Linked DNA regions of Homo sapiens: region 1 is linked to region 2. A link is a loop called in an ENCODE intact Hi-C map of the cell type or tissue named here. Cell type or tissue: HCT116. All regions are shown on one strand. Links, peaks and the distances in the headings refer to the core of each region. The heading gives the core; the rest is flanking DNA. Region 1 overlaps SIPA1L2 (signal induced proliferation associated 1 like 2). Region 2 overlaps SIPA1L2 (signal induced proliferation associated 1 like 2).

Evidence for each region. Peaks named below come from ENCODE experiments on the same cell type or tissue, not always from the same donor. Only the 100,000 strongest peaks of a DNase experiment are listed, where the experiment ranks them.
Region 1: it touches region 2 in a loop (2.2-fold over the local background); 5 of 110 quality-filtered maps call a loop at or near these places.

What each region holds. Positions count from the first base shown.
Region 1 is chr1:232,533,839-232,548,544 of GRCh38, reverse strand. All of the region lies in intron 2 of SIPA1L2 (signal induced proliferation associated 1 like 2), which reads left to right. Among named protein-coding and RNA genes, the nearest start is that of SIPA1L2, 89 kb to the left of the region's middle. In HCT116, for the core only: no CTCF peak of the experiment used is centred there; a DNase peak (open chromatin) is centred at 10,124; H3K4me3 peaks cover 1,263 bases; H3K27ac peaks cover 1,307 bases.
Region 2 is chr1:232,603,244-232,619,470 of GRCh38, reverse strand. All of the region lies in intron 1 of SIPA1L2 (signal induced proliferation associated 1 like 2), which reads left to right. Among named protein-coding and RNA genes, the nearest start is that of SIPA1L2, 19 kb to the left of the region's middle. In HCT116, for the core only: a CTCF peak has its summit at 7,434; a DNase peak (open chromatin) is centred at 5,530; H3K27ac peaks cover 553 bases.

The DNA of each region.
Region 1 (14,706 bases), core at 6,459-14,458, 74 kb after region 2:
AAATGAATAAAGTATATTGAACTTACCATTGTTTGAGGTTGTAAAACAAATATTTTGTCTTCCATGAGTCTAAGTATTGTGGGAAGGTAGATACCAAACAATAAAGATACTCTGGGTTTCACACTAATTATGAATTGAGACAAGTATGTACAGAGGTTGGAAGCAAATGGAGGTGGCGAATGAGGTTGTTTATAGTCTGAGAATATCCCCTAGGGAGTCAGGGTGGCTCTTCAGCTGTGTTTGCTTATCATACCAAGCCTGCATCTTGGGAGCTGCAGAAGAAAGCCATACAGTTCTCGAATCTGTGCTTTATAGAATCCATTAGAACCCTTGGAGATTTGGGCTCTGCCTCCAGCATGTTCATGATTACTGTAGTCATCATACTAGTGTTTATTTTTCTTTTACTCAAGTAATTACTCTGTAGAAGAGCCTGTCTGTAAAAAGTGGATTATGTAATTATTTCTCCAGAAAATTGGCTTTCTACTTGTTCTTGGGATTAGCATTTGAGAAGACTGTGAATCACATTTTGGGACAGCCAGTTGTGTGTCAGGCCACAGTGTGTGCTGTTGTGTATCAGGAGGCCACCTTTGCACAGCACAGATGTTGAAGCTGCCACTGAGAACAGTCTCTTGCACCTTTGTCACTGCATTCACAGTCAGCCACACTCTGCAGGTTAGGGATCTTTACCAGATGTTTATTATTCTGAAGAAAACTGCTTAAAGCTTGAGGGATTTGGAAATGAGATATGATTTGGAAATGAGAGGGCTTTGGAAGTGAGATAACGTTGGCTAATCACTTATCAATAGGAATTTTTTCGTTAAACACTGTAGAGGCCTCCGAAAGTCTTTGAATAACGTAGGATTTGGATGATGGCAATGCTGGTGTTCTTCCCTAGATTGGTAATTTTCAAACTTTTTACTTTTTCTCACTCTTATCTGCCCCACCCTGCCCCCCCCAGCCCCCACCCAGCCCCCACCCCGGGCCACAGTGATCATTAGGGCACATTTTGATTACTGTGAAAACGATGGCTCTGGAAACACGCTTGAATAGAATGAAACCTGTGATTCTGCCCCTGTGATTCTCCATTTGCTTGAATAGAATGAAACCTGTGATTCTGCCCCTAGGGCTTCCCTGATTGTTACACCGAGACCACCTTACCCGGAAAGGATGATTTCATCTTGTGAGGGTTGCGTTCCCATATCCCAGGGTCACTCAGACATGATTTGGGGAAAGACCCGTATATACCAGTCTCCTGTCTGTTACTTATCCCAGCTGTGTGTTCTGCATAAAAAATGCTGGATTTGTTTTGTCATGGGGTAGGGGGCAAGAGTTAGTTTTATGTATTATTTATTTATAATTCTATTTATTTGGAGAGATATATTCATACTGTCTAAAGCATAGCCAGTGAAAAGTTTTCTCCCACCCTCTGCCCACCATCCACTTCCTTATGGTATTACTAGTATTAGCAGTTCATTTGTATTACTAGTTTCTTGTGTATCCTTTCAGAGATTTCTTTTGCATAGTCAGGCAGGTACTAATTTACATTCTACAATTTCCCAGTGCTCTGTCATGCTTTAATTTTGCCAGCCGCTCCTTCTACCTGGAATGCCTTTGCCTCTTCTCTCCACCTGGCAGACCTCCTCCTCATTTGAGGATCTGAGTATTCGTTTCTTCTGAGAAACCGTCCTGATCAGCCCCATCCTGACAGGTGGCTGTTTTCTTCTTGATGCCTTCATAGTGCTGTGCGGTTATCTCTTTCACTATATCGCTGTCAACATGTCTTAATGCATGTCTCTTCCCTTTACCAGACTTGTTTTTAGGAACTGAGCTGTTGTATTCCAGAATGCCGACTGTCCTACACAGTTCCTGAAACAGCCTAGACATTTAGTCGATGGACGGAATGAACTGTGTTCATTAGTGCACTACTTTGTGTGTTTTTGTTGGGACTGTGTTCAGTTTGCCACGCAGAGTAGGTTAGAGCGTGTCTGTGATCACCCTAAGCATCTCCTCAGAGTCAAGTGCCATGTTGTCTGATACCCTGTATGCCATCATTTAGTGCCATTGGTTGCCCGGCTGGGCAGTCTTCCTGTTAAATCTTTTACTAGACAGAATGGGAGGTTCGTAAAGTGTATTGACTCTTACTAAAGAGGAGTGGGCCATAAATCCCTTCTGTGAAAGTAGATGAAAAATGGTAAGTCAATAAAGGTGAAGTCTTGGCGTCATGGTGGCCTTTTAGGGTTTTCTTTCCTCTCTCTTATGGAGGCTAGTAGAAAAATCCTTTATCTAGAGAAGAGAAGAAGGTGAAGGGACGTCTTTACGTGCAAAAGTACGGTTATGCTGTGTAACTGGCTGGCTGCCTAGGAAATGCAGAGTGCACTTTTCTTGTCTTCAGTCTATTACAATTTATCTATCCAAATCACTCTAGCTTTCTTTAGCCTGAAGATTTAGACAGGACTCCAGGTGTACTAGAAGATTAAAATGATGCTTTTCTGTGATCTGCACATTCCTAACACAATGTAATGACAACATGGTTGCTGATTGTGCCTACGTCAGTGACACCAGAAAGAGAAGGGAAGAAAGAAACTTCTTGGTCTGTACATAATTTACATTCTGTTTAGCAATTCTGCATAAGATCTGCATCTATATGTTTAACTCTTAAAGGAAGCTATAACTTATTTAAAGAAGTAATATAGATTTTTATTTGTTGACAGGGAAAGTTATTAATACATTAATTGAAAAATATTATAGAACATTATCGCATATATACTATTATGTAATTCTATTACTGCTAAATTACAAACATTAAGAGAATTATATGCGAATTAGAAAACTAGAAGGCTGTGTATATCAAACGGTTAATAATGGTTGAGAAAAGTGTTTTCCTTCTCTAGACTGTTTGAATTTTTAAAAAACAATTATGTTTATCAGAGTAAAAAGCTATGAATTTTTCAGCTTGTTAGTAGGAAAAACAGCCCAAGAACAAGAGGTTAGAAGAAATAGACAAAACTTGTAGCTTCTGTAAGGGTGGTAGTATTACGTGTGATTACATATTTATTCTTCAGTCCTATAGTTTTGTAATGTAAGTAGATTACTTTCATAATTAAAAACAAACCAAGCCAACCATGGTTCTTCTAGAGCACTTAGGCGCCCACACGGAGCCTCATAGATACATGAGTCAAGTGCTTGAATTCAAAGTTTTAAGCCAGATATGAAAAACAAGTAATGTGTATAATAGAAAGTTAGAAATCATATAGTCAGTAAGTGTAGCTTGTTTGTGGCCAGGTTTAAGTCCATGTGAAGGCTGTGCTTTTTCCGTGCTATGCTACAGGGAACCTTGTAGAAGAGTTTACGCTTACGGCATTGCTGAGTAGTCTGGTAAAAATTAAGGCATTAAAGTTGCTATCAGATTTTTTTAATTTTAAAAAATATTCTTACAAATTGAAATATCTTATTTTAGTATGAGGTTGGCTCCTCTGGTACTTCTGTAACCATCCACCGCTTTGCCTGGTTTTTTCCTCAGGAAGAAAAGGCATGAAAATGAGCAGACAGTTGTGTCACTGGGCCTGTCCCGTTTACAGGTGTATAATTCCTGTTAACGCCTTTAAAAAGAATTCATATGCTGGATTCAGAGTGTGGTAGTCTTTGTGCCCATATACAGTGACCCCCTGCTTTAGAGAAGAGGGGATCTGCTTTCGGAGCTTTTTTGATTGTGATATAACAATGATAAAGTTTTAGGCACCTGGTGCTTATCTGTCTTTTTGTGCAAGAAGACTTGGCTGTGTTGTGCGTTAGGTATCTTTTATTTGCTAGTAAAATAGGTGGCTGCAGGGCAGGGATGTTCCAAGCAACCTTCGTATTATTTTCTTCCCTTCTGCCAGCACATTTCTTAATCACTTTGACCAAGCCTCTGTCAAATATGTTAGAGCAGATGCTCTTTTTGAGAGATAAAGATCATTCTTGGCATTCAAGCACTTTTTTTTTTTTGAGACAGGAGTCTCGCTCTGTCGCCCAGGCTGGAGTGCAGTGGCGTAATCTCGGCTCACTGCAAGCTGTGCCTTCCGGGTTCACGCCATTCTCCTGCCTCAGCCTCCCAAGTAGCTGGGACTACAGGCGCCTGCCACCACGCCTGGCTAATTTTTTGTATTTTTAGTAGAGGTGGGTTTCACCATGTTAGCCAGGATAGTCTCCATCTCCTGACCTTGTGATCCACCCGACTTGGTCTCCCAAAGTTCTGGGATTACAGGCATGAGCCATTGCGCCCGGCCGCTAGCACTTTTGTATTAGAAAGTCATTATAGCCATTAAATCGTGTAAAACATTGCCTATGTCCCAAGACGTCTCAGAATGTGGGAGTAGTTCCATGCTTATTCCATGCATTTCAATGCTTATTCCGTGAATAAGAGGATAAAAAAAAAAAAGAAGGTTTCTGTTGGGGGGTACATAAATACATGCACATGTTTTTGTGTATACCTATGCCCATATTTAAAACATTTGCTGTGAAAATATTAACCGTAATTTTAGAAATTCCAGTCTTTCTGAAGTACAGTTGACTTGAACAATGTGAGAGTTAGGGGCACCAACCCCCTCCCTCCAAAATTTACTAATGGCTTACTGTTGTTTGGAAGCATCCTTAATAATATAAACAATTAACATTTTATATTTTATATGTTTTGTTTTTGAGATAGAGTGGAGCTCTGTCACCCAGTCTGGAGTGCAGTGGTGTAATCATAGCTCCCGGTAGCCTCAAACTCCTGGGCTCACTGATCCTTTCACCTCAGCCTCCCAAGTAGCTAGGACTGCAGGTATGCGCCACCACTCCTGGCCAATTTTTAAAACTTTTTGTAAAGGTAGGGCCTGCTGTGTTGCCTAGGCTGGGCTTCAACTCCTGGCCTCAGGCTGTCCTCCCTCCTCAGCCTCGCAAAGCCTTGAGATTATAGGCAGCTTGAGCCACTGCACCTGGCCCATTGTATGCATTAGATACTATAGTCTTGCATTACAGTAAGCTAGAGAAAAGAAAATGTAAAAACGTATTTACTGTTCATTCAGTGGAAGTGGATCCTATAAAGAAAGGTCTTCACATCGAGTAGGCAGAAGAGGAAGAGAAAGGGGTGACAGAGGTGGAAAAGGTGGAGGAGGTGGAAGGGGCCAGGAGAGGCAGGCACACGCAGTGTAACTTACTGAAAAAAATATGTGTATAAGTGGACCCATGCAGTGCAAACCCGTGTTCAAGGGCCAGCTGTATTGATTCATTTGAATCATGACAAAAAGTGTTTTGGTAAATTATGCAAATTAATGTTTGTATATGATACATTTCGATTACTAGTTAGATAGACCTAGGTGAAAGTACAGTAAGGATAGTAGCAAGGCTTTGCTCTGTGCGTCTCTTCATTCGATTTACATAGCAGCATAGTCACAGGCTGTCCTGTGGAAGACAGTGACTGGTTGTGTTAGATACACTGTACAATGAGAGACCCTTCTAGTACAGATTAAGCCTCATGAAGGCGCACAAATTTATAAAATTTACTTAAAATAGCTCTTGGGGATTCTTGGAAAACTTAGCTGTTTTTCTGAATCTGAGGGAATTAGTAGGTGGCAAAGCCTGATTTTTGTCATGTGCAAATACCAGTGTGTACAAACAAAGCATGTTCCATTCATAGCCTTAGGCTATTTGCAGACACACAGAGAGGAGTATATATGAGCGAAAGGAATGTGCAGTTCCTCACAGGGCTCAGCTGGGCCTTGGAGACAAAGTGGGAAGACCCAGACTACCAGAATTACATGAGATCGCGTAACTGCAAATACCTTGCCAGTGCCTAGTGCATAGCCAGCCTGAGGTAAGCGCATTTTCTTTTTCCTTCACTCTGTGGGGTTTGGCCTCAGTTCCTTTAACTTAGCCCCTGGCGTCTTGGAGAGTGGGAAGTACAGTTGTTTGGGGTCAGGTTTGGAGGGCCCTGATTGCTAGGGTGGGAAATTTGCTTTTTATTTTGTGGCAGAGGGAAAGTGAAGATTTTTGCAGGTTTTGAAAGACTGGACATGAACAGATACATGTTTATGAAGGTTATTCTGGTACCCTGTCTTAAGACTAGAGTAGATGCATTTTAGAACTTTATGATAAATACCCACTGTCTATGAGAGTGCACTTTGCATACAGTAAATGCATCTTATTTGAGCTACTGGAAGTGAGTAATTTCTGATAGATGAAATGCCCACATCTTTAAGCATGGCATAGATGGCATAGATGCAGGCGATTGTGCCCCATCACCTCAGTATCTCTATGTTGAGTATCCTGGAAATAATTGTATTGAGGATTAACTAAATTAATAATTATTTAAAATGATCATTTTTCAGACAGAAGAGAAATTAGTATATATCGCGAAGCGACTTTCCCAGGGTTACATAAGTAGATGGTAGCAGTCCAGTGCTATTTGTCTGTATCATACTGATAACTTTAAATCATTACATCATTCACTACAAATGCTGAATATTCAGAGATACTTTTATGTATCAGATGTAATCTTGTACAAAAACAGGAATAAAAATACTGTTTGTCTTCTGTTAAGGGTTTAGATAGGTATTTTTAAAACTATACAGAGAGAGAGAGAGAGAGAGATTTAAGGCTCAGCCCAAGATTTAACATTCTTTCCCTGCCCCAGTTCCCCTTCATGAATTACTTTTTTTTTTTTTTTTTTTTAAATCTGTAGGATCAAGCCAGTCCTTGCCACCTAGATTGTAGAAATGTGCTCTACTCTTGTGAAGAATGCTCCTGGAGAGGGCTTATTTGAGAGGGTGTACTGAAAACTGGGCTTCTGAAGGTCTTAATATGTTCTTCTTTCATTCTTTCTTTCTTTTTGTTAAATATCAGTAAAAAGCATCAAATGAGCGGATAAAGTTGATGGGGAAGTCTAAGTTTAAAACACTTTTAATGTACAAGAACCAAAATATCGACTTACTGTCTTAACTAAGAGATGCAGATATTGACAAGAAAAGAATTTAGGACTTGTTCAGCATCAGTGAACCTGGAGTTTTTGGGGAAAAATAAATTATCTATCTGGTTCATCAAAGAAAGCCTTACTTGCACTTGGGCCTTAGAGTTCAGGAAACCCGTAGAACCTACTGTTAAAGGTTTTATGTCTTCTTTATTTTCAAATGGTGTTTTGTTAAATATACCTAGTAGACTATCTGAGCTATTTTCTTGTTGAAAATAATAAATTATTAATAAATGGCAAGCCCAGAAGATATATTCTGTTATGTTATGTTATGTTATGTTATGTTATGTTATGTTATGTTATGTTATGTTAATGTTATGTTATGTGATGTGATACATGTGCAGGTGTGTTACATAGGTAAACGTGTGCCATAGTGGTTTGCTGCACCTATCAACCCATCACCTAGGTTTTAAGCCCGGTGTGCATTAGCCGTTTATTCTGATACTCTCCCTTCCCCTGCCCCTCTCATTGGCCCCAGTGTGTGTTGTTCCTCTCCCTGTGTCCATGTGTTCTCATTGTTTGGCTCCCACTTATAAGTGAGAACATGTGGTGTTTGGTTTTCTGTTCTTGTGTTAGTTTGCTGAGGATAATGGCTTCCAGCTCCATCCATGTCCCTGCAAAAGACATGATCTTCTTCCTTATTATGATAGATATATTCCTAAAGACTTGATATAACAAACAACACACAGTGAGTGTTCTGTAAGTTAATAGCAAGGTGCCTGATGAAGGCATTGACTATTGCTTATAATGATAGTGATAATTCTGGTCAAATTTTAAATTTTATCACCGTATTTCACCAACTAGATCCGTATTCTTTCCTTTCTCTCTCTCTCTTGCATTTGCCTGATTTCTTTCTCCGTAGGCTCAGTTTTCTTCTTGCATGTTTCTGTTTTTTCCCCAGTTGCTTGCCCTTCTCCCTTTCCTTCCATTCTATCTTTCTGCCGTCCTCTCCTCTAACACTTATGGAAATTGCCAGAGATACCCCTGGTTGGCCTTTGCTCTCTTATTTTCCTGACTCACTTGAGTGCCCTCTGACTGTGAAGACTGTGAATTCCTTCCCTCATTCAGAGGGGATGGGCAATGGAGGCAACGGGTGTTGGAGAATCGAAACCAATGAAGGTTTGCAAAGAGGCTGTCATGGCAGAGGCTGGCTCAGTGAAATGAATACTCCAGTTTGAAGGTGCCACTTCATTGCCATCTTGCTTTCAGTGTTGGTGCTTTCTAGTTGAAGTTTTTTTGTTGTTGCTGTTGTTTTGAGATGGAGTTTCATTCTTGTCTCCCAGGCTGGAGTGCAGTGGCGTGACCTCGGCCCACTGCAACGTCCACCTCCCGGGTTCAAGTGATTCTCCTGCCTCAGCCTCTCGAGTAGCTGGGATTACAGGTGCCCACCACCACGCCCGGCTAAATTTTGTATTTTAAGTAGAGATGAGGTTTCACCATGTTGGCCAGGCTGGTTTCGAACTCCTGACCTCTTATGATCCACCCACCTCGGCCTCCCAAAATGCTGGGATTACAGGTGTGAGCCACCGTGCCCGGCCTTTATTTGAAGTTTTAACTTGCTGGGAGCTGGACACTATTTTACACGCTATACAGGCATTCGCATTGGGCACCATGCAGCTTTCTCCATACTGCAGGAACAAGTTAGACACAGACCTTTCATTTTTGTTTTGACCTTGTAGTCCACACAGAAGAAAAAATGCGTAATGAAAACTGGTAGAATGAAGCTCAGAGGAGCCAGATCTAGATTGACAGGTCACTGGGGGGCTCTCTGAAGTAAGAGGGCTGTCGTCAGACTCGTGGTAGAAAGAGGCTGGCCACAGGGTGCAGCTGGGATCCCAACTCTAGCTGGTTCTGGAGGGTGGGCCTGGGGGAATGGGGAGAGCACAGAATGAGAGAAGAGCTGCTCTCCAGGTCAGTTGTGTTTGCTCTTCTTGTACAACCTGCGTGAGATCCTCTCCTTTAAAACCTCAGTCTTCATGCATATTGGCCTGGTGATGCTCTGTACCAAATTTCTGAGGTAGTGGGCCCAGATCTACTCGGGGGAGTGCAGAATTGAAGGCAAAGATGCAGAAGGGGAAATCTCTTATTATGTCTTCTCCCGTCCTTGAAGATGTTCAGGTCATTTTCAGGGTTGTTTGACTTTTAGGAAACTACTTAATTTCTCTTGACCAAATGAAGTTTAAGTGATTTTGAGTGTTCTCGTTTGACCTTTGAGTGACAGACCCTTAGACTTTTTGCAGTTGTAAGTAGTAGGAAGGACTCAGATTGTTTCGCACCTCTCAAGGCCTTGCCTAAGGTGTCCACTAGTTACCAAGAAGCCCTAGATAAGACCCTACCCCAAGGGTTTCAACTGGCATCAGGTTAGACAGAGGAGTTGAGCTGCTTCACCTGCAGCGGTTTGTGTAGTTAGCCTGGTAGAAGGCTGGAGATTGTGAACCGAAGATGATGAATAAACAGATTTGCTGTTTGCTTGACGAGGAGACTCTGAGGAGAGGATTTTCATTCTGTGTTGCCACAAACAGAGCATGTGACTGCTACTTCCCCCAGCAATCAAAACAGGATTAAGAGGAGTAGAAAATAAGGTAGATAAAACTTGCATCTTGGGAATATTCGTCAGCTGTCTGAATAGGTAACAAAAATAGAAAAAAGAACATGATATTCTATATACGCTTGCAGGTTTAGATGCTGAGGTCAAATTTTGTCTTTGTCATTAGTGGTGAGTCAGCTCACCCACCCACTGTCACATTCTTGATGGTTGGGAAATTTTGAGCTCTCTACTCAAATTGTACCTTCATGTGATCATCAAATTATTGAAAGTTTTTCTTCTCAGTTATGTGTGTATACAAGCACATGTGTGTATAGTGGGGGAGGGGGGGTCACAAAACACTAAGCCTGGGGGACTTTAAGATTATATGAAGTAGGAATTAGCATAGAGATGGCAGCATTCTCTGTACCACTTCTCTTTGGATAATTTGAAACCAGTAATTTTACATAGGCCATTTGAGTGCCAGTGGTGAAAAGGTTTTAATGGAAAGTGGTGTTGGGGGACTCTGTGGAAAGGGAGCTGGTGCCATACAGAGTGAGTGCCTTCATGTGGAACGATGCTTTGAAAGGATCAGATATTGCGGAGGCACCAGGCATTCTTTCCCTCTGAGTCATTCTGGAGGTATAACCCCTGCTGAGGGCCAGTTACTGTTCTCTGTGTTGGAGAAGAGAAGTGGGTGTTTGTAGGGTTAGGAGACCTTCCTCATCTGCCCCATACCCCCTCTTCTCTTGTCTGACATGCCTGAGTGATTCTGGTGCATGCCCTCAACAGCCCCATGGCCTGCTGAGCTAGGTGTCAGCAGAAGATCCCCATCCTGGCCCCATCCTGGCCTGACCGTGATCCCACCTGTGCCAAAATGGAGATATTTCAGCTTTATTCTGCTGCCTTTGAAATTACTGAGACTTTTTGTTGTTTCTGTGTAACCAATGTTAATGAGGATTTGAACCTAGCATTTCCTCACTGATGGGGTAAGAACTTGCCTGGGAGATTGTCACAGATAACTTAAATAAATGATGTTTATTACAAAAAGGGTTACACTTAGGTTATTTTTGTCATTTAGGAAGTCTGTAATCAGTGAATGAAAAATGGACAAGCTTAAATATCATAGTTAGAGGTAGAAAGGTTATATGTAGATAGTTTAAGGATCATGAATGAACAATAATAACTGTGGAACACATTTGCGTATGGGAGGCACTATTCTAAGCCTTACCTGCCTCAGCTCATTTAATCCCCACAGCAGTCCTGTGAGTTAGGTCCTATTAATTCTCCATTTTACAGATGAGAGAATCGAGGCTCACAAAGGTTAGCTAACTTGCATGTCTACACATGGTCTAGTAAGTAGAGCTGTGGTTCTGACCTTGGCGTCTGACTCCACAGCCCATCTGTGCTACTAGCCATTATTACACCATTGCTCCTGCTAAACAAGGGTGACGGACACAAAACCAAAGCTTCAGGGATTTTTAAATTAAGAAAATTTATCATTTTCCTATTTTGTGAAGTATTCCTTGTTGCTTCATTTTTTTTTTATCTTTTGAATTTTAGTATATTTTTAATGTGGGCACTATAAAGCGATGTATTGCTACTATTGTTCTTCTTAAGCAACTCTGATGTTTTGCTGTTATACTATTGGTTTAGTTGCATACTTATGTACATAGGAATATTTCTTAATTTTATTGATCAGAATTTCTTGTTCCAAGAAGTAGGACATTCTGTATTTACAAATTGCTTGGTCCCACCAAATTAATACATAATGTAATTATTATTATTTATTTATTTTTGAGACAGGGTCTCACGTTGTCACCCAGGCTGGAGTGCAGTGGCACAATCACAGTTCACTGTAGCCTCAACCTCCCAGGTCTCAGGTGATCCTCCCACCTCAGCCTCCCAAGTAACTGAGACTACAGATGCAAACCACCACACCTGGCTAATTTTTCTATTTCTTGTACAAACAGGGTTTCACCATGTTGCCTAGGCTGGTCTCGAATTCCTGAGCTTCAGCGATCCACCTGCTGTGGCCTCCCAAAGTGCTAAGATTATAGACGTGAGCCACCGTGCTTGGCCCATAATGTAATTACGACATGATGTGGTATAGAAAAGAATAGTTCCAAATTAAAGCACATTCTTTGAGATAAAACATCTTCAGCCATAAGACATCCCAAATATTTGGACACAAGAGAAATTGGTTTTTGACTCTTTATCACCTCAACTACTCCTCCTGTCAGTCGTCTTATTTTTTTTTAGGCAGAAGAACTTTTTATTTATTACTTATATAGTGAAATCATCCATAGCAATATTGCAGTTACAAGAGAAAAAGAAGGAGCTTATTAGACTTAGAACTTCTGTCGTTTTGTTTGTTTGTTTTATTTTTCATTTTTGGAGAACTCTTTTTCACCAGTCCGTTGACAGATTTTTAATGATGGTGTAGGCTGGCTTTCATTTCAGCCTAAAGGCTTCTTTATTTGGTGGGCTGATTTCTCTCAGTCCCTGGGCTTTGCATCACTGGTGTCACATACCATCTGAAACAGGGTGAGAAGAAAGTAGTTCCTCATAAGCAATGATTCAAGAGGCCAGGAGAGTGGTTGGTTGGGACCCTTACGGCTAGAATATAGTTTTGAGCATCTCTGAATTCCCAGGCCTTAAGTTAGATTCCCTCCAGTTTTCCTTAAAGGTGTTTTGCCTGTGAAAACCATCTACATACACCAGACATTGGTAAGAATATTCTGCTTCATGGTTACTGAGATGAGGCTGCATTGCCAAAAGAGAGTGAAGGATTTCGGGAGAGAGGCGAGAGATGCCTCAGGCCCAAGCTGGAATGGGATAACCTGACTTTTAGATAACATAGACTTGTTTTCGCCCTTTCCCAGCTCCTGCGCTCTCAGATCTGTCGTGCTTCCTTGGTCTCCTTGTCTCTGACCTAGCAGCCAAATCTCTTCTCACCAGATTCCTTGGCAGGTCCTCAGTATGCCTTCCCAGGCAGTGTGTGCCCTTTGCTCTGTCAACCACTGGAATCCAAGTTTCAGAGAATTCTCACCTGTTTTAGCTACAGAACATATCCCTAAGGAGAAAGTCACTTGAGACTCTAACATTTCTAACTTTGATGGAACATTAAATCTCTTTTATGAGCAGTCTGCCTCACTTATATTTCTGTTTTAATATGTAAAAAATCAGTAGGCCTAATAAAAATGACTAATGCCAATTTTTTGTTGCTTTTCAACATTCATAATACATACCTCACAAAGTAACTTGTTAAAAGACATCAATGATAGAGTACAGAATTCCTTACTGTGAGGCACGGTGCATTTGATGTGAACTGAATGTCTGGCATTCAGTTGCATTTGGACATAGGCTCATGGTATATATTCATATTCAAGTTAAATGTAATTTCTTTAGATGTGTAGCAATTAATATTAATAATGACTTGGCAGATTATTCTTTTAGAACCTGGGATAGCATTTGTAACTGAAAACTTTTCTAGAGAATTTTACTTTTCTTTTTGCTTAATTTCTAGACATTTGGCTTGAGAAAACTGCGATTTTGGTTTTGTAGTGAAACCATTTTGCCAATGAAGAACATTAAAATTCCGGCTTCTGTTTGTGTCATATTTCAGACTAAAGACATTTTACAATCAAACCAGGAACATGTGAAAATAGAGATTTATAATGGAAATGTTGATTCAATTTGAGCTGAAGCCAGACATTCATGAAGGAAAATTAGATTAAACAGTAGATGTTTAGAGAGACTTTAAATTATGACAGCTTTAAAAAAAAACATATGTTGTGGATGTTTCTTAGGCATACGCGTACTTTCTCTGGCAGACTGGGAACCTAGCTCCTTGATGTTTCAGCCGTTTATTAAATTCCCTTTTATCTTTCTTTGGACTAGTGGACTCAGAACTTACACAGCTTAGAGTCTGGTGATTGGGAATTGTATCTTGTACATTACTGTAGGATCAAAACCTGATGTTGTCAGTGGAAGTAATTCTGTCCTGTCATAGCGTATTACATTTATGAGTAGAAATTGCCATTTTAGATTGTGAGTATAAAGCTACCAGTTACAACTGATTTATTCCATTTGTCAAAGCCTAACAGATACTCCATGCAAATAATTTATTTTCATATACTGTTCAGATAGCGAGGGAAGTGCTTGAAATTGTGAAGAACTGGGATCTGTGTCAGGGGAGCAGTGTTAACGGGAGGATTCATGAGGCTGGATGTAGATGCTGGAATGATGAGTCTCCCCAGAGGTCCAGCACCAAAGGACTCACCCTTGCTAGAGTCAGCAAGACCCCGCCATGGTGGTGATATCCCAGCCTCAGGCAGGCATTTGGGGCCAGTGGGACACAGTGTGCTGCTGACACTCCTGCTTATCAGATACATGGTTTACAAATATGTTCTCCCATTCCATGGGCTGCCTTTTCACTTTGTTTGGTTGATAGTGTCCGTTGATGCACAAAAGTTTTCAGTGTTGATGAAGGGCACTTCATTAATTTTTGTTGTTGTTGCCTGTACTTTTAGTGTCATATTCAAGCAATCATTGCCAAATCTATATGGTGAAGCGTTCTTCCAGTGTTTTCTTCTATGAGTTTTATAGTTTTAGTAATTATGCTTAGGCCTTTGATCCATTTTTAGTTAATTTTTGTATATGCCGTTAGCTGAAGGTCCAACATCATGCTTTTGTATATAGATAGCCAGTTTTCCCAGCACCATTTGTTGAAAAGACTGTCCTTTCCCCATTGAATGGTTTGGCACCCTTGCTGAAAATCATTTGACAATACATGTGAGGGCTTACTTCTGGGATCTCTCTTCTATTCCATTGGTCTTTATGTTTGTCTTCATGTTGATGCCACAGTGTTTTGATTACTGTAGATTTGTAATAAGTTTTATATTCAGAAAATGTGAGACTTCCAGCTCTATTCTTTTTTTTCAAGATTGTTTTGGCTATTTGGGGTCCCTTGAGGTTTCATATGAATTTTAGGATAGTTTTTTTTTCTATTTCAACAAAACCTTATTGGGATTTTGATAGGGATTACATTGAATCTGTGGCTTGCTTTGCATAGCATTGACATTTTAAAAGTATTACGTTTTCAATTCATGAACCTGGATGCCTTGCATCTAATATTTTTTAATATATATTCCCTGTTGGCAAGAGTATACCTTTGGAGGTAGCCAGACAGACT
Region 2 (16,227 bases), core at 3,005-11,004:
CATGGGCTACCTTATTAGGTGATGAATGCACTGCCTTCTTAGGTGATGAACTAACTAACTTGGGCAGAGTTGATGGCTATGTGTCAGGTGTATTAGAAAAAGATTCCTGTGTAAATGAGACCATATGATAGATGGGCGCTACAGCTTCTTTCAGATGAAAGACTGTGTGGTTAGCTGAGAATAAGGTGGGTTTGCATGGTTAGGAAAACATTCAAGGAAGATAGAACTTGAGTTAAGCTTTGGAAAATGGTTAGGATTTGAGTTTTTGTTGAGGGCCTCTTGTGTGCAGGGAAACTGTAGGCCCTCTCCAAGACCAGAAGATACATACAGAACACTCTCAGTTGTTCCTTTGATCACAGTACTATCTCTATTAAAATGATCTGCTTAAATACAAACTCATCTTTTTGCCTGGTTTAGGTTTTGCAACTCCAGAGATGCATTTTATTAACAAAAGCAACATTAAGGAGAAGTGACGGACAGTATTTTCAAAGTGGTGATAATTACTTTGTCTATCACGTAAGATGGTCATTATGTTTTTTTTCCTCACTGTAATTTACTGAAGGTTATAGACTGTGTCATAAAACTAAAGGAAAAATTACTTTGGATATACAGAGATATAAATGACGTTTTGGTATAAAATTACTGAATTCATTTCAGTTAGTTGACAGAATATACACATAGTATTATATTTGCAACTCAAGGTCATGTGTTTTGTTTTGAGACTTTATACTTAGGAATATATAACTTGATAATTGATACACTGAAGTGATTTATTTTAAAATTATGCGGAGTAACAAGAGTTTTTTTTTTTTTTTTTGAGATGGAGTCTCACTCTGTCCCTCAGGCTGGAGTGCACTGGTGCAATCTTGGCTCACTGCAACCTCCGACTCTTGGGTTGAAGCGATTCTCCTGCCTCAGCCTCCTGATTAGCTGGGATTATAGGCGCACGCCACCATGCCCAGCTAATTTTTGTATTTTTAGTAGAGACGGGGTTTCACCATCTTGGTCAGGCTGGTCTCGAACTCCTGACCTTGTGATCCACCCGCCTTGGCCTCCTAAAGTGCTGGGATTACAGGTGTGAGCCACCGCGCCCAGCCACAAGAGTTTTAAACTGAGGCGACATTAGGAAGGATGTCTGTGGACAAAAAGAGCTCGCCTCGCCTGAGCATCCCTTCCGCCCCCAGGTCTCTGGGGTGTTGTTCGTTTGCTGCTGATGCTCCCTTCCTTCAGTCCACTTCCTATCTTATGTCTCATGAACTAACAGTAAGTGCTGGGTAAGATTTGCGTTCTGCTTTAAACTTCTGAGATTTATTTAAACCAGTAAATCTCAGTGTAATCACCATATACTTTCCCCCAACGTTTTATCATGCAAATTTGCAATCTTACAGAAAAGCTGAAAATATTGTGTGGTGTAGTGGACACCTCTGTACCCACCTCCTGGATCCCACAGTTGTTAGGTCTGGCTTTATTTGCTTTATAGATGTCTCTCCGTCTTCTACCCATCCATCAATCCATTTTATTTTTTGGATGCATTTCAGAGTAAGTTGCACACTTTTTACACTTTTATCACTAAACACTTCGGCATGTATATTGTAAACGAGTTAAAAAGTTTTACATTTTTTGAAGTAAAAGGTATAGAGTGAAATGCACAAATCTTAAGTGTATCATTCTGGGAGTTTTGATAAATGCATACACCCATATGGCCCATACTTCTATTAGGATGTGAAATGTTTCTCCCACTTCTGAAAGTTCTCTGATGTCCCTGCCCGGTCAACTTACTCTTTTTGTTTCCCACCTTTATCTGAGGCAACCTTTGTTCCTTTTTTTTTTAGGGCCATTGATAAGTTTTGCATGTTCTTGCATGTGATGTAAATGGAATCATGCAGTATGCACTCTTGTGTATAAAGCTGCTTTCAAAATTCAGCATAATTTATTTATTTTTACTTTGTTGTATACTTTATATGACCACACTGGGTTTTCTTTGCCTTCATCTTGATCACATGACCTTTTCAGAGGTCATATCCATTTGTCAGATGATTTTAGGAGCAATTTCTGTCAGATATTTATGTATTTATCTTCAGTCACATCTCAACTTCCCTTTTCCTTACAGGGGTGTGATTTTCCTATCTGATTTGGCAGTTTCCCCACTGGGTCTCATCTTACATCCCACCCATTCATTCTGGAGATGAGGTGCTTCTTTTGTTAGTTGGCTGACACTTGCTGCGGGCCTGGCTCAGGCCAGCTCACAGCATTGAGCTGAGCAACTTTGCTTCTGAAGAGATGGATCCTGACATATTACTGGTTTATTTGTATCTGATACTTAGAAAATTTTAGGTGAATGGAAATAAATCTGTTTATCTTTGCAAAACTGAGGAATTATTTCTAATTAATTCAAATTATTTCCAATTATTTCAAATGCAACAATTATTAAAACTAAAAAAATTTCCTGAGTTCAGTTTTATGATAATATGTGAAGGAGACTAATCAATTAGCCCTGAAAAAATACAGATTTTCAATCACTTATGCTGAAGAGAACTGGCTGGCAAAATGAAAACCTAGTTGACCTAAAAATAAAATTCTAGACTTAGTTAACCACCCGCTTTTCTATTTCTTCTACTACTGAAGTTCTGAGTTGCTAAACCTCTCCAAACATAAATGAAAGTACTAAAACGTTTTCATCAGCTGTACCGGGTTAATGGTGGTTTTGCATGTGGAATGTGCCATCAAGGTGGGAAGACTTTTCCTTAGGGCTGTATTGGTTAAGGTAGCTCTGCCTGCTCTAAGAGACACTACAAAATGCTCTGGCAGTGGAAAAGCTGATTTCTTTCTAGGGTGACAGCCCAAAGTCCGGACAGGTAGGCTGCTCTCCTCCACCTGACACGTGTGGATTCAGGTTCCTTCCATCTGTGTCTGCCACCATAGGGCCCAGCCTCACTGCATTGCCCTGAGTGGTCTGCGCTGAGGCTTGTTGAGGTGGAAGGGGCACCCAGGTGTGCATCACCTAAAGGGCTGGCCCAGAAGGGTCTCCTCCATCCCTTCCACTCTCATTCTTCTGGAGCTCTTACTATGACCTGACCTAATTTCAGGGGATGCTAGGGAATGTCGTGTAGCTGGTTATCCCTGGGCTTCTGTTCTAGTCTTGTGGAATTAGCATTGCCAATTGTTTGGTTCTGCTTTGCCCAGCGGGTTTTATGATGCTTTGTGTGATGCTGGATGTTAGAACTCTTGTGTTGGGGGCTTCCCTAGTTAGTATTCCTCTCTACTGTAGGATAAAAGTCCTTGTGATCTTGAGCTCTTTTTGCTATACTGTACTCCCAAGATGCAGAACACATTTTGGATAGATCAGACATGGGCTAAGACTGAGGGGCCATCTCCATGGCTATGGGGCCTGTATGTCAGTCAGCGGCTTCCTCTCTAAAAGTCCCCATTTCTGAACCTGTAAGTGCAAAAAATTCAGTCTGTGTCATAGTATTATGGAGAGGATTTATCGAGAAAAGCTGCCTATCGTATAGCTGGTGCTCAGATGTATTCATTCGTCAGCTATTTATTACATGTTCTTTTTTTACCAGACACAGTTCTAGGGACTCAGGTTATGGTGGTGAGTAAGGCAGACAGGGTGTTGCCCTTGTGGTGCTCTTATTCTGGAAATACAGTAGATTTTCTAATAATATTTCTCAAGATAGAGTCCTCCCTGCCCCCCCTCATTGGAAGTAGTTTAGTTCTGGGTGGAGGAAGGGAGGGTAAAGTCTAATAATTAGATTGTTGACAGATTCTATAACTTCGAAAGAAATGTTACTGGAGACATGGATCAGGGGATGTAATAAAAGACCTAGTCCCTGTTTAAAATTCAGACTCATAATAGAAGGCTTAAGAGACACTTGATGAATGGAATAATGGTAATCACTTATTCAGGAGCCAGAGGGTTTCTTGGGAGCAAAAACCTTTCGAATGACTGCAGGGCCCTCTGGCTTTCCTGTGATTCAGAGGAAGTTCCACTGGAGTCCAGGGGCCATCTCATACTCTGAGGAGCTGGGATGGGGTCGGGGCAAATAGTAAGGAAGCAGTTGTGTGTGTGATTTTCTCCTTCTCTAATGAGCTCACGTTGTGCTGCTTTAGCCTGAAAGGACCTTCAGCAGACTGCTGGCTAGCACCTTGAAAAACTCTTGAAGTGACGATTCTGATCGATTTTAGTGGCCACTTTGGAGACCGTGTGGAGTAGATTCCGAGCCTGTGTCCAAGCTCAAGGGCAGCAAGTGCTGTGGTCAGTGCACCATGGTGTCAGGGGCAGGAGATGGAGTGTGGCCACCATTCTTGGGCTCTTGAGTTTTGTGTCTCTAGAGTTATCTTGTGGTTTCCAAGGATGTGTAGCAGTAATTCTGATGATACCAGACATAAATATTCTTTCCAGAGGGTCACCTCATAACATCCACAGTGTACTATGAACATGAGCTTATTCCTCTCAGAATGTTTTGAGAGTAGAGGCTTACACTTGTTTGCTCTAAGTTAAGGGATTATATCCAGCTTTGGACTGGAATTTTCTCCTAGAGATTGGAGTGTTCATGTTCTTGAATGAAGACATGCAAAAGAATGAAAACTTAGTGATAAGGATGCATTTGTCACTTTCCACTATCAAATTAGAAAAAGAGGCAGAAAACTCTTGGTTAAAATAAATGACATTTCAAATTTTTGTAAGATGGAAAGGCTAAATGGTTTTTAACAGGAGCATCATGGCATTTTGATAATTCGAAAGTTGCATTCCTTTCCTTTTGAATGCTGCTGTCTGCTCGAGGTGTATTATAGATGGGCTATGCATATATTGCTAATTTTTGCCAATAACTTAATCATGGAAGGATTCCGGGAACCTCCCGAGCAATAAGAACACAGCTGAGCATTTCTTGAGCCTTTCATTTGATTTGGGGGCAGTAGCTGCGGCTAAGCAGCTGCAGATGGTATGTTTTCAATTCATGCTGTGGCAGTTTGGGAATTCTTTTTACATCTTTTTGTTTATAGTGAACAAAAGAGCAGTGTGGAACTTAATCAGTTAGATCAAATGTATATAAATTCTGAGGATGGTGTTTCTACTCTATCTGAACTGAAGTACGAAACTTGTGTGTGAGGAAAACTGGCCTGCTGATTTATGGTGCCTGATGAAATCCTACATTAACATGCCTCTAAGATGTGTGTGCTTTGACTTTCCATTAATGGGTAAACATTTACACAGGCCTTGGCTGATGGAATAATGAGTTATTCCATCAGCCAAAACCCTTTATCTTTCTCTTCTTACGCTGTTACACGAAGTATCTGGCAATCCCTGTGTGGAGTGTGAGCCTATGCTTTTCATGACAGTAAGTTAGTGTAGTCTGTTGGTTGGGGATTTTGGAGGAAAAAGGGAAGCCTTCTACAGGAGGGTGAAGGTTTCTCAGAGTTCATGTCTTTGTGGGAAGAGTGGGAGGAGATGCCAAAGAAATTGCAAATATACTAATAATCCTCAGATAAGTGGTTTCTGCACAATGCCCTCCTGCTAAGTGTTCTGTTATTGTTGGACTCGGAATAAAGACTTGCTGGACTCTGCTTCAAATCCTGTGGGCGATTCTTACATTTTTGTGTTCAAACCCATCCTAGCTTCCTGTTGCTCAGATACTGGGTGTGTTCTGTGGGTTAGAAAGCACATAGCACCTGAAAGGTCATATTCTGTGCTCCCTAAATTGAGATGAACTAATTTGACCTACATTACAACATTTTTGGCATTATACACACACACGCACACACATAAATTTTGTTCTTGAATTTTAACTTAATTGGAAGCTTCTAAAAACTGGATCCTTCTAATCTTGTCTTTATGGTGGTATCTGTATTTTGTTCACAGCTTTTAATCCTTGCTCTATTCTTCTAAGTGTTTAGATTCCTAGTAACTTCCAGAATTGCTGGAAGACAGTTCCGTGTTGGATACCTTCAGAGAATGTATAGAATGCTGTTAACACCTGGAGAAGGTTCCCTTGACTCCATAATAAAAGTGGGTGGTTTGCTAAAGACCACCTGTAACTTTGTGTTTTCCTTCTTGCCTGGGCCTTTGTACAGCTTTACCACCAGGATGCCTTCTAAAAAGTCAGTATAAAGGGTCTTGTGAAAACACTAATATTTTAAGTTACATCTTTCTGGGTAGAGACATTGTGAAGTCCATTGAAAAAGTACTGCTCACTTTTCCACCTACTCAAAATGAAGAGGTGACGAATAAGCTGAAGGTCAGTGTATTAGTCTGTTTTCGTGCTGCTGATAAAAGACATACCCGAGACTGGCAAGAAAAAGAGGTTTAATTGGACTTACAGTTTCACATGGCTGCGGAGGCCTCAGAATCATGGCAGGAGGTGAAAGGCATTTCTTACATGGCAGCAGCAAGGGAAAATGAGGAAGATGTAAAAGCGGAAACACTTGATGAAAACCATCAGATCTCGTGAGACTTATTCAGTACCACGAGAACAGTATGGGGGAAACTGCCCCCATGATTCAAACTATCTTCCACCAGGTCCCTCCCTCCCACAACGTGTAGGAATTATGGGAGTACAATTCAAGATAAGATTTGGGTGAGGACACAGAACTAAACCATATCATTGCACCTCTGGCCTCTCCAAATCTCATGTCCTGACGTTTCAAAACCAATCATGCCTTCCCAACAGTCCCCCAATGTCTACTCATTTCAGCAGTAACCCAAAAGTTAACAGTCCAAAGTCTCATCTGAGACAATACAAGTTCCTTCCACCTATGAGCCTGTGAAATCAAAAGCAAGCCAATTACTTCTTAGATACAATGGGGATATAGGTATGAGTAAATACAGCTCTTCCAAATGGGAGAAACTGACCAAAACAAAGGGGTTACAGGGCCCATGCAAGTCTGAAATTCAGCGGGGCAGTCAAATGTTAAAACTCCAAAATGATCTCCTTTGACTCCAGGTCTCACATCCAGGTCATGCTGATGCAAGAGGTGGGTTCCCATGGTCTTGGGCAGCTCCACCTCTGTGGCTTTGCAGGGTACAGCCTCCCTCCCAGCTGCTTTCATGGGCTGGCATTGAGTGTCTGCAGCTTTTCCAGGCGAACGGTGCAAGCTGTTGGTGGATCTACCATTCTGGGGTCTGGAGGACAGTGGCCCTCTTCTCACAGCTCCACTAGGCAGTGCCCCAGTAGGGACTCTGTGTGGGGACTCCACCACACATTTCCCTTTTACACTGCCCTAGCAGAGTTTCTCCATGAGTGCCTGCCCCTACAGCAAACTTCTGCCTGGTTATCCAGGTATTTGCATACATCCTGCGAAATCTAGGCTGAGGTTCCCAAACCTCAGTTCTTGACTTCTGTGCACTCGTGAGCTCGACACCATGTGGAAGCTGCCAAGGCTTGAGGCTTGTCCCCTCCGAAGCCAGGGCCCCAGCTCAACGCTGACCCCTTTCAGTCACGGCTGGAGTGACAGGGACACAGGGCACCAAGTCTGTAAGCTGCACACGGCACAGGAACCCTGGGCCTGGCCCATGAAACCATTTTCTCCTAGGTTTCTGGGCCTGTGATGGGAGGGGCTGCTGGGAAGGCCTCTGATATGCCCTGGAGACATTTTCCCCATTGTCTTGGGGATAACAGTTGGCTCCTCATTATTTATGCACATTTCTTCAGGTGGCTTGGATTTCTCCTCAGAAAATAGGATTTCTTTTCTGTCACATTGTCCGGCTGCAAATTTTTTGAACTTTTATGATCTGCTTTCCTTATAAAACTGAATGCCGTTAACAGCACCTAAGTCACCTCTTGAATGCTTTGCTGCTTAGAAATTTCTTCTGCCGGATACCCTAAATTCTCTGTCTGAAGTTCAAAGTTCCACAAATCTCTAGGGCAAGGGTAAAATGCCACTAGTCTCTTTGCTGAAACATAACAGGAGTCACCTTTGCTCCAGTTCCCAAGTTCCTCATCTTCCTTTGAGATCGCTTCAGCCTGGACCTTATTGTTCATATCACTATCAGGCTTTTGGTCAAAGCCATTCAACGAGTCTCAGGCAAGTTCCAAACTTTCCCACATTTTTCTCTCTTCTGAGCCCTCCAAACTGTTCCAACTTCTGCCTGTTACCTACTAAAGTAACAGTCAGCAAAGTCGCTCCCACATTTTCAGGTGTCTTTTCAGCAACGCCCCACTCTACTGGTACCAATTTACTGTATTAATCCATTTTCACGCTGCTGATAAAGATATATTTGAGACTGGGAAGAAAAAATGGTTTAACTGGAGTTCCACATGGCTGGGGAGGCCTCAGAATCATGGCGGGAGGCAAAAGGCAGTTCTTACATGGCAGAGGCAGGAGAAAATGAGGAAGATGCAAAAGCGGAACCCCTGATAAAACCATCAGATCTTGTGAGACTTACTCACTACCACAAGAACAGGATGGGGGAAGCCGCCCCATGATTCAAACTATCTCCCACTGGGTCCCTCCCACAACACCTGGGAATTATGGGAGTACAATTCAAGAGGAGATTTGGATGGAGACACAGAGCCAAACCATATCAGTCAGAGAGCGTTGGTAGCCCTCTGGGTTTCAGGCCTATTGTTAGTATAAATAGAGTTTTTATTTTACTTTTTTTAAGCTCATTTTAGAAATGTGAGTTAAAGCCCTACCTGAACTAAGGTGTTCCTCCCCATTTAATTACCCTTATTCTCCTTCACTTGCTGTCAGGCCTGTGCTGGCCTCTGATGAGTTCCAACTTGGGAACAGATGACACGGTGCCACTCCACACTGAGAAAGGCTGAACTCTGAGCTCTTCTGGCGGCCTAGTGTCAGGCCCAGGTGCCTGAGTTCGTCATTGCTGATGTGTGTATGTGGAGGGGGTTGCTTGTTTGCCTGATTACTAGTTTTTAAGACTTGGAGACAAACTGACGAACATACAAATATTTTGCTGTTTATCAAGATCTCTTAGAATTTTGTATGTATTTTATTTTTAGACACTACATAAATAAGTAAGGCACATTTCCCTCTTTACATCTTCCATAGCACCGAGTTTTTGTGTCTTGCTTTAGCCCTGGAAACCTGGCGTCCAGCCCAGTGCTGGTGGGGCCCTCACCATGGCCTTCCATCAGCAGAGGCAGTTTCTCCAAGTGAGTCCAGGTCTCAACCAGTGACTTGTTCCCATCCACATCACCTAGCACAGCCCTTCTCTGTGGCAGAGAACTGAAGGAACTCAAGTGTCCTTAATTTCCAATCCCTCACAGATTGGTACTTCTGAGAATATAAATAATATTCATTATTAAAAAAACATGAAGAGATATACAGTACAACATTTTAAAACCTCAATTTTTATTGTTAGATTTAACAGACGTAAACTTCCATTTCTTTAAATATAATCACAATAAACATAGGAAAAAAGAAAAACATTGTTAAAGAATTACATTTGTTCCATGAAAATGTGCATATCAGAGATGAATAAAGTGAGTCACAGTTACTCTCATAACTTTGTTCTGCAATTATAACTAAAGTTACAAGTGAGAGATCGGGTCTCCATTTTAAATGCTAATAACAGATTTTGAACAGACATCATGCATATCATTATTTTAAGATTTTAATTTGATAACTGAGTTTGCTTCCTTTTTTTTCTTTTTTCTTTTTCTTTTTTTTTTTTTTTTGAGATGGAGTCTCGCACTGTCGCCTGGGCTGGAGTGCAGTGGTGCGATCTTGGCTCACTGCAAGCTCCGCCTCCCAGGTACAAGTGATTCTCCTGCCTCAGCCTCCCAGGTAGCTGGGATTACAGGCACCCACCACCACACCCAGCTAATTTTTTGTATTTTTAGTAGAGACAGGGTTTCACTATGTTGGCCAGGCTGGTCTCAAACTCCTGACCCTGTGATCTGCCCAGCTCGGCCTCCCAAAATGCTGAGATTACAGGTGTGAGCCACTATGCCCAGCCGCTTGCTTCGTTCTTGCTTGATAATTTATCTACTCAGGTTTGGATTGATAACACTATTTTAGGGGATAATGTGTATCTCAATGGTTTCTCTGTTTTGTTTTAATAATATGCATAATAGAGACACCCTTTCACAGAGAAGTATGTTGATGGAAATGGAAGAAGAAATTGTGAAGCAATTTCAGCATATTCATTTTAAACTTTTACCCAGAAAGTAAGCAAATGATAAATTTCAAAATTTATCTTTGATCTGTCATTGGTGATTAGGTCCAACCGTTTATTTTATTAAGTAATAGTTAATTTGATGAACAAAACGGATTCTGGATTTTGTATACTTTTGTATTAAAGTTGACAACTAACTATAAAACATCACTGTTTTAACACCATCCTAATGATCTTAATTAGTCATGTGACTCACCATACAAGTTCAACAACATCCAAACTGGTTTATGGCTAGTTCGATGTGGGTGATTATCCCAAATTACCTTTTAGAGAGACAAAATTAAATTGTGGAAAACAAACTATTAGAAAAGAGGTTACTTTTTTTTTTTCTTTTTTCACAGCTAATTCTTTTCTAAAGGAGGGGATGTCGGTTAATATTAGATACGTGTTTGACTTTAAGAAGACCGGCCTATTGTGAGTAAGTAGCTAGATTGTGAACCCTTTGGAAGATTTATTTTGGGGCTGTGAGTTGAAGATGGAGTAATGGAATCTTACAGTCCCAGGTAGGTGAACCTGCCTGGCACTTGCTTGGCCACTGTATGTGGTTTCCTCTGTGGTGTATTTCTCGCCCATGTGCCTCTACCTTAGTTGGAGTGCTTATCAGTCTTCTACTGTGCATGGATCTCCTCGTGTTTGTAATATATGCAGAGATATGGGTGTGCAGCACGCAGAGAAACATCTTTAGTAACTCGAGTAACTTGGCAACACCAAAATGCTAAAATAATTTTTTATTTTAATGAGAGAGGAGGACCATGTTAATGTCTGAGCTTGTACTCAGAGGGTAGAGGAAGAGACAGCATTGAAAAGAGGGCACCAACCTCTTGATTCCAACCCATTAATTTGTTTTCTATTATTTGAGAGTTGTTACTGCATTTGCAGGTGGTCTTTCCTCTGCAGCAGTCCCTCACTGGATATTTGAACCCTTGTGAGAAGCTATCCCTAAAAGATTATCTGCCCATTCCTCTCAAGAGGTGAAATATGGGGTTGGGTGCAGTGGCTCATGCCTGTGATCCCAGTACTTTGGGAGGTTGAGGCGGGCAGATCACTTGAAGTCAGGAGTTCGAGACCAGCCTGACCACCATGGTGAAACCCTGTCTCTACTAAAAATACAAAAAAATTAGTGGGGTGTGGTGATGTATGCCTGTATTTCCAGCTACTCAGGAGGCTGAGGCATGAGAGTCGCTTAAGTCTGGAGGTGGAAGTTGTGGTGAGCTGAGATTGCGCCACTGCACTCCAACCTGGGTGACAGAGTAAGACTCGTTTTTTTTTTTTTTTTTTTTTTGAGATGGAGTTTCGCTCTTGTTGCCCAGGCTGGAGTGCGATCTCGGCTCACCGCAACCTCCGCCTCCCCAGTTCGAGTGATTTTCCTGCCTCAGCCTCCCGAGTAGCTGGGATTACAGGCATGCGCTACCCCGCCCAGCTAATTTTGTATTTTTAGTAGAAACAGGGTTTCTCCGTGTTGGTCAGGCTGGTTTCAAACTCCTGACCTAAGGTGATCCGCCTGCCTCTGCCTCCCAAAGTGCTGGGATTACAGGCATGAGATACTGTGCCCGGCGTTTTTTTTTTTTTAAAAAAGAGGTGAAATATGGGAAATAAGTGCAGATGGGAACATCACCATGTAACCCTACCTGTGTGCCTGAAGACTTTGAACAAAGCAGCCCTTCTCTTCCATGGCACTGGCGGAAAGATTAATAAATACGAGGAGAAGTGGGGACAGTTTTCGTTAATGCTGAGTGCTCCAAGCATGGCGTTCCTTGTCTTCTTGGTTAAGCTCTGTGCAACTTTTCATAACATAGAAAGTTAATTTTATGGGGATTTGGGATGGGCAATTTACCCCACGAAATAATCACAAGTGGTCTAAAAGATTTATGTATAAGGATACCCAATGTAATATTTGTTATTACATTAAAAATTGGAAAAAATTTGATAGTAAGATATTCAATTATGATACTGCATATGATCAAGTAATTTAAATCAATTAAATATCTTGTTTTATAAGGCTATTTAATGACATGGGAAAATGTTCACATAATATTAAATGAAAACATTTTCTTGGTAAGCAGTATATTAAATATGCATATGCATTAATGGAACAGGGATACATTAAAAAATTTACAATGGTTATTACTTGTGGTTGTGTTATGTGTAATTATCATTTTCTTTTTGCATTTGTTTTCCAGCTTTTCTAAAATGAACATATTAATTTTATAATAGGAAAAAACATGCTGTTAAAATATTTGAATGACTGAATTATATGTAATCTTTAAAAAATAATTAGTCTGTCTCAAAACAGTTTCCTGATTCAATATAGTTTGGATTTATTTTCTTTTAATTGTATTTAACAGAAGTTTTCAAGGCAAGTAATTAGCAAATATTTACTAGACTCTACTTAACAGAAATTTTCAAGACAAGTAATTAGCAAATGTTTATTAGATATAGATGTAATAGATATGTTTTTGGTACATGTTCTTTATTGTAAAAGCCCCTAACATCTAAGTTTAGTTTCACGTATGCTTTGAAAATTATTTGCTGGTCTTATATGTCAGTTTAAGCATTATATTTTTTAACCTTCTGACAACTTTCTTTCATTTAAACTTATTACATAGGAAGAAATACATATATATGTATAATTTAAAGGCATTGAAATTAGTTTCAGGATCTTTTTTAGTATTAATAATATATTATAAATTATATAGTATATATAATAAATGAATAATATAATTCATTGGTAAGGCCCAGAATGACTTGCTTTATATACCTACATTATTTTATTTAATTATCACAAGTACCTCTCCTTGACAATGAGAATATTTTTCCGCATTGCTACTAAACATTAAGTTAGAGATTTTGGCATTTACTTTAAAAATACCGTTAAAGCTCTCGGCTTATTTCTGAAAGCAGAGATACCTTGACCCAGATAACTTCTATGTCTTTTTAGCAGTATAATTGCCGGCCCTTTGGTACTATGCTTTTTGACATTTATGTTAAAAATAAAAATTAGCTAATTTGTAAGTTATGAGGTCTCAAAAAAAAGTTCATTCCTCTTTCACGCCTGTTAATGCTTCTATTAAAATTCTGAAATGGCTTATTAAATTAAGTGCAGTGTCAAAGGCTAATTGTCTCTTTGTGAATTAGTCTACATGACTTATGAAAGCATGTTTTAAGAATTATGTTTGAATAGCAACTCTGAAGTCAATTTTTAGTATCTATCAAATTGTAATGATAGTAGATGAAAAGTATTAATAGATTATGAGGTCCTTTCTCTTGCTGTTACAAAAGATGCCTATAATATATATTTGTTGTTAATGTACTTGAAATTTCTTGAACTCAGTAGCATCATGTGTCTGAGACACTGATATGAATATGTGGTTAGAATGTGCTGTGTGTGCTACAGCATTGTCTGATGGATCAGAAAGCAGCAACTGTGTCTGACTGTGGCACAGGCAGTGCACGTATGTGTGATGTGTGTAAGAAGTCCTATCATATTGTTGGAGAATCAGAAATCCTGTATTTTTTATTTTTATCTTAATGTAAAAATTGTATTTCACAAGCCAGTATAATTTTAGTGGAATGAATGTGAGGCTTGGAGTACCTTATTTTTTTGTTTTTTGTTTTGTTTTGTTTTGTTTTGTTTTTAAGACAGAATCTCGCTCTGTCGCCCAGGCTGGAGTGCAGTGGCGCGATCTTGGCTCACTGCAACCTCCGCCTCCCAGGTTCAAGCGATTCTCCTGCCTCAACCTCCCAAGTAGCTGGGATTACAGGCACCCGCCACCATGCCCGGCTAATTTTGTATTTTTAGTAGAGACAGAGTTTCACCGTGTTGGCCAGGCTTGTGTTGAATTCCTGACCGCAGGTGATCCATCCGTTTCGGCCTCCCAAAGTTCTGGAATTACAGGCGTGAGCCACCACACCCAGCTGGGAGTAACTTCTATTCAGTGTCTTTTGAACACCTACCATGGTTTGTTCACTGTGATATTCCATGGTTTGAACCTGAAGTCTGTACTACCTTGGGTGGCTGGGCACAGTGGCTCACACATGTAATACTCCTGGCACTTTGGGAGGCCAAGGAAGGTGGATCATTTGAGCCCAGGAGTTTGACACCAGACTGGGCAACATGGAGAAACCCCGTCTGTACAAAAAGATACAAAAATTAGCTGGGTGTGGTGATGTATGCCTATAGTCCTAGCTACTCAGGAGACTGAGGTGGGAGAATCACTTGAGCCCAGGAGGTCAAGACTGCAGTGAGCCATGATTGAGCCACTGCACTCCAGCCAGGGAGACAGAGCAAGACCCTGTATATTAAGTCAGTTCTTGCATTGCTATAAAGAAATACCTGAGACTGGGTAATTTATAAGGAAAAGAGGTTTAATTGGCTCACGGTTCTGCAGGCTGCACGGGAAGCATGATGCTGGCCATCTCCTTGGCTTCTGGGGAGGCCTCAGGAAACTTATAATCATGGCGGAAGATGAAGTGGAAACAGACAGGTCTTATATGGCCCACACAGGAGGAAGAGAGGAGAGGGGTTATGTGCCACACACATTTAAACAAACATCTCCTGAGAACTCCATCATGAGATAGTACTAGGAGGCTGGTGCTAAACCATTAGAAACTACCCCCATGATCCAGTCTCTCCCACCAGGCCTCACCTCCAACATTGGTGATTACAATTCAACATGAGATTTGGGTGGGGACACAGATCCAAGCCACATCACTCTGTCTCAAAAAAACCAAACCAAACCAAAACAAAACCCAAACAGATACACCACCTTGGGCAAGTTGAGCCTTGATTCTCACATCTTGAAATGGGGATTAGAGTATCTATTGTGAAAGATTGTTGTGAGATTCTGATAATGCTTGTGAAAGTGCTTTGTCAAGTGCCTGGCACATAGTAGGTGCACAGTAAACTATAGTTACTTTTCTGCGTTATTGAACATCTGGTATGTGTTAAATAACTTGTCTGCCTACACTGGAGCAGAGTGAGAGGAGGCGGCTGGAAAGGAAATGAATACAACAGACTATAAAAGTGGAGTGAATTTTAGTGAACGAAGAGGTTTTTAAAGTCAAAATACAAAAATTGTATTCAATGATGAATATTCTTCTCATTAGTGATAGTGAGTCAAAACAAAGTTGATTTGAAGGGAGTTGGTGTAGATTCTCACAGGGGAAGTTCCCTTATGCTTTACCACGTGCTGGAATCTTTTGAAGATTCTTAAACTGATAAGCAAGAGTCTGTGGATGCGTTGTATCCTTCTGCTTGATGTAATTAATCCCTGTGGTGGAATCAGGTTGATTTGTTTGAAAAATGCCATTCAGCAGGTCTTAAAAAGCATAGTCTGATTGTGGATTTAGTAAATATGATGTCCACTTCTGTGAAATTCCCTGCTCGCTTCACTTCTGTATTTCAGAAGGTCTCTTTCTGCTGGGTACCCTTTTACTTAGTCGTCAAAAATAGGTAACTTGAACTTTTCTGATAGTTTCTATTGGGGCCTAGAAGAAATGGTCTCAGTAAAGACTTGGGGTATAATGATGTGGCTGGTGTTAGAGCAGGGCCTGAGTGCCCCATGTGGATCTAATGGTCACCTGCATCAGTGGATGGCAGGGCCTGGAAGGAGAGGTGGGTTTCCATGACCTCGCTGCTGTGATCCTAACCATCCCCCAGCTCTCCCACACCTCTGAACCCTGCTGGTGCTGCCCCAGTCTTGTCTTCCACCCATGGCTTTCGTCATCTGGCCTTCCCTCCCGGCTCTGTGGGTCCTGGTATTGCCAATCCTACGGCTTGTCCTCAGGCCGCATCCTCTGTTGCTTTCCGCTCCTCTTGACCCTGAGTGACACCCTGCTGTTCAAACGTTTACCTCTGCGCCTCGTTCTCCTCCCTCCCCTGGTCGTTTTTCTTCTACCCTTGCTGGCCTCTCCACCTCTCAATGCCTTTTAAACACTGGGGTCTCATGATCTTATTGTCACTTTGCATGATCGATCACACCTCCCTAAGTGGCATCTTTCACAGCCTCTGGAAGGAGACCTCCAGATCTTTACCTGTCTGGCCTTTCTCCAGCTGTCCCTAGTCGTCTTCCTTGGATCTTCTCAAT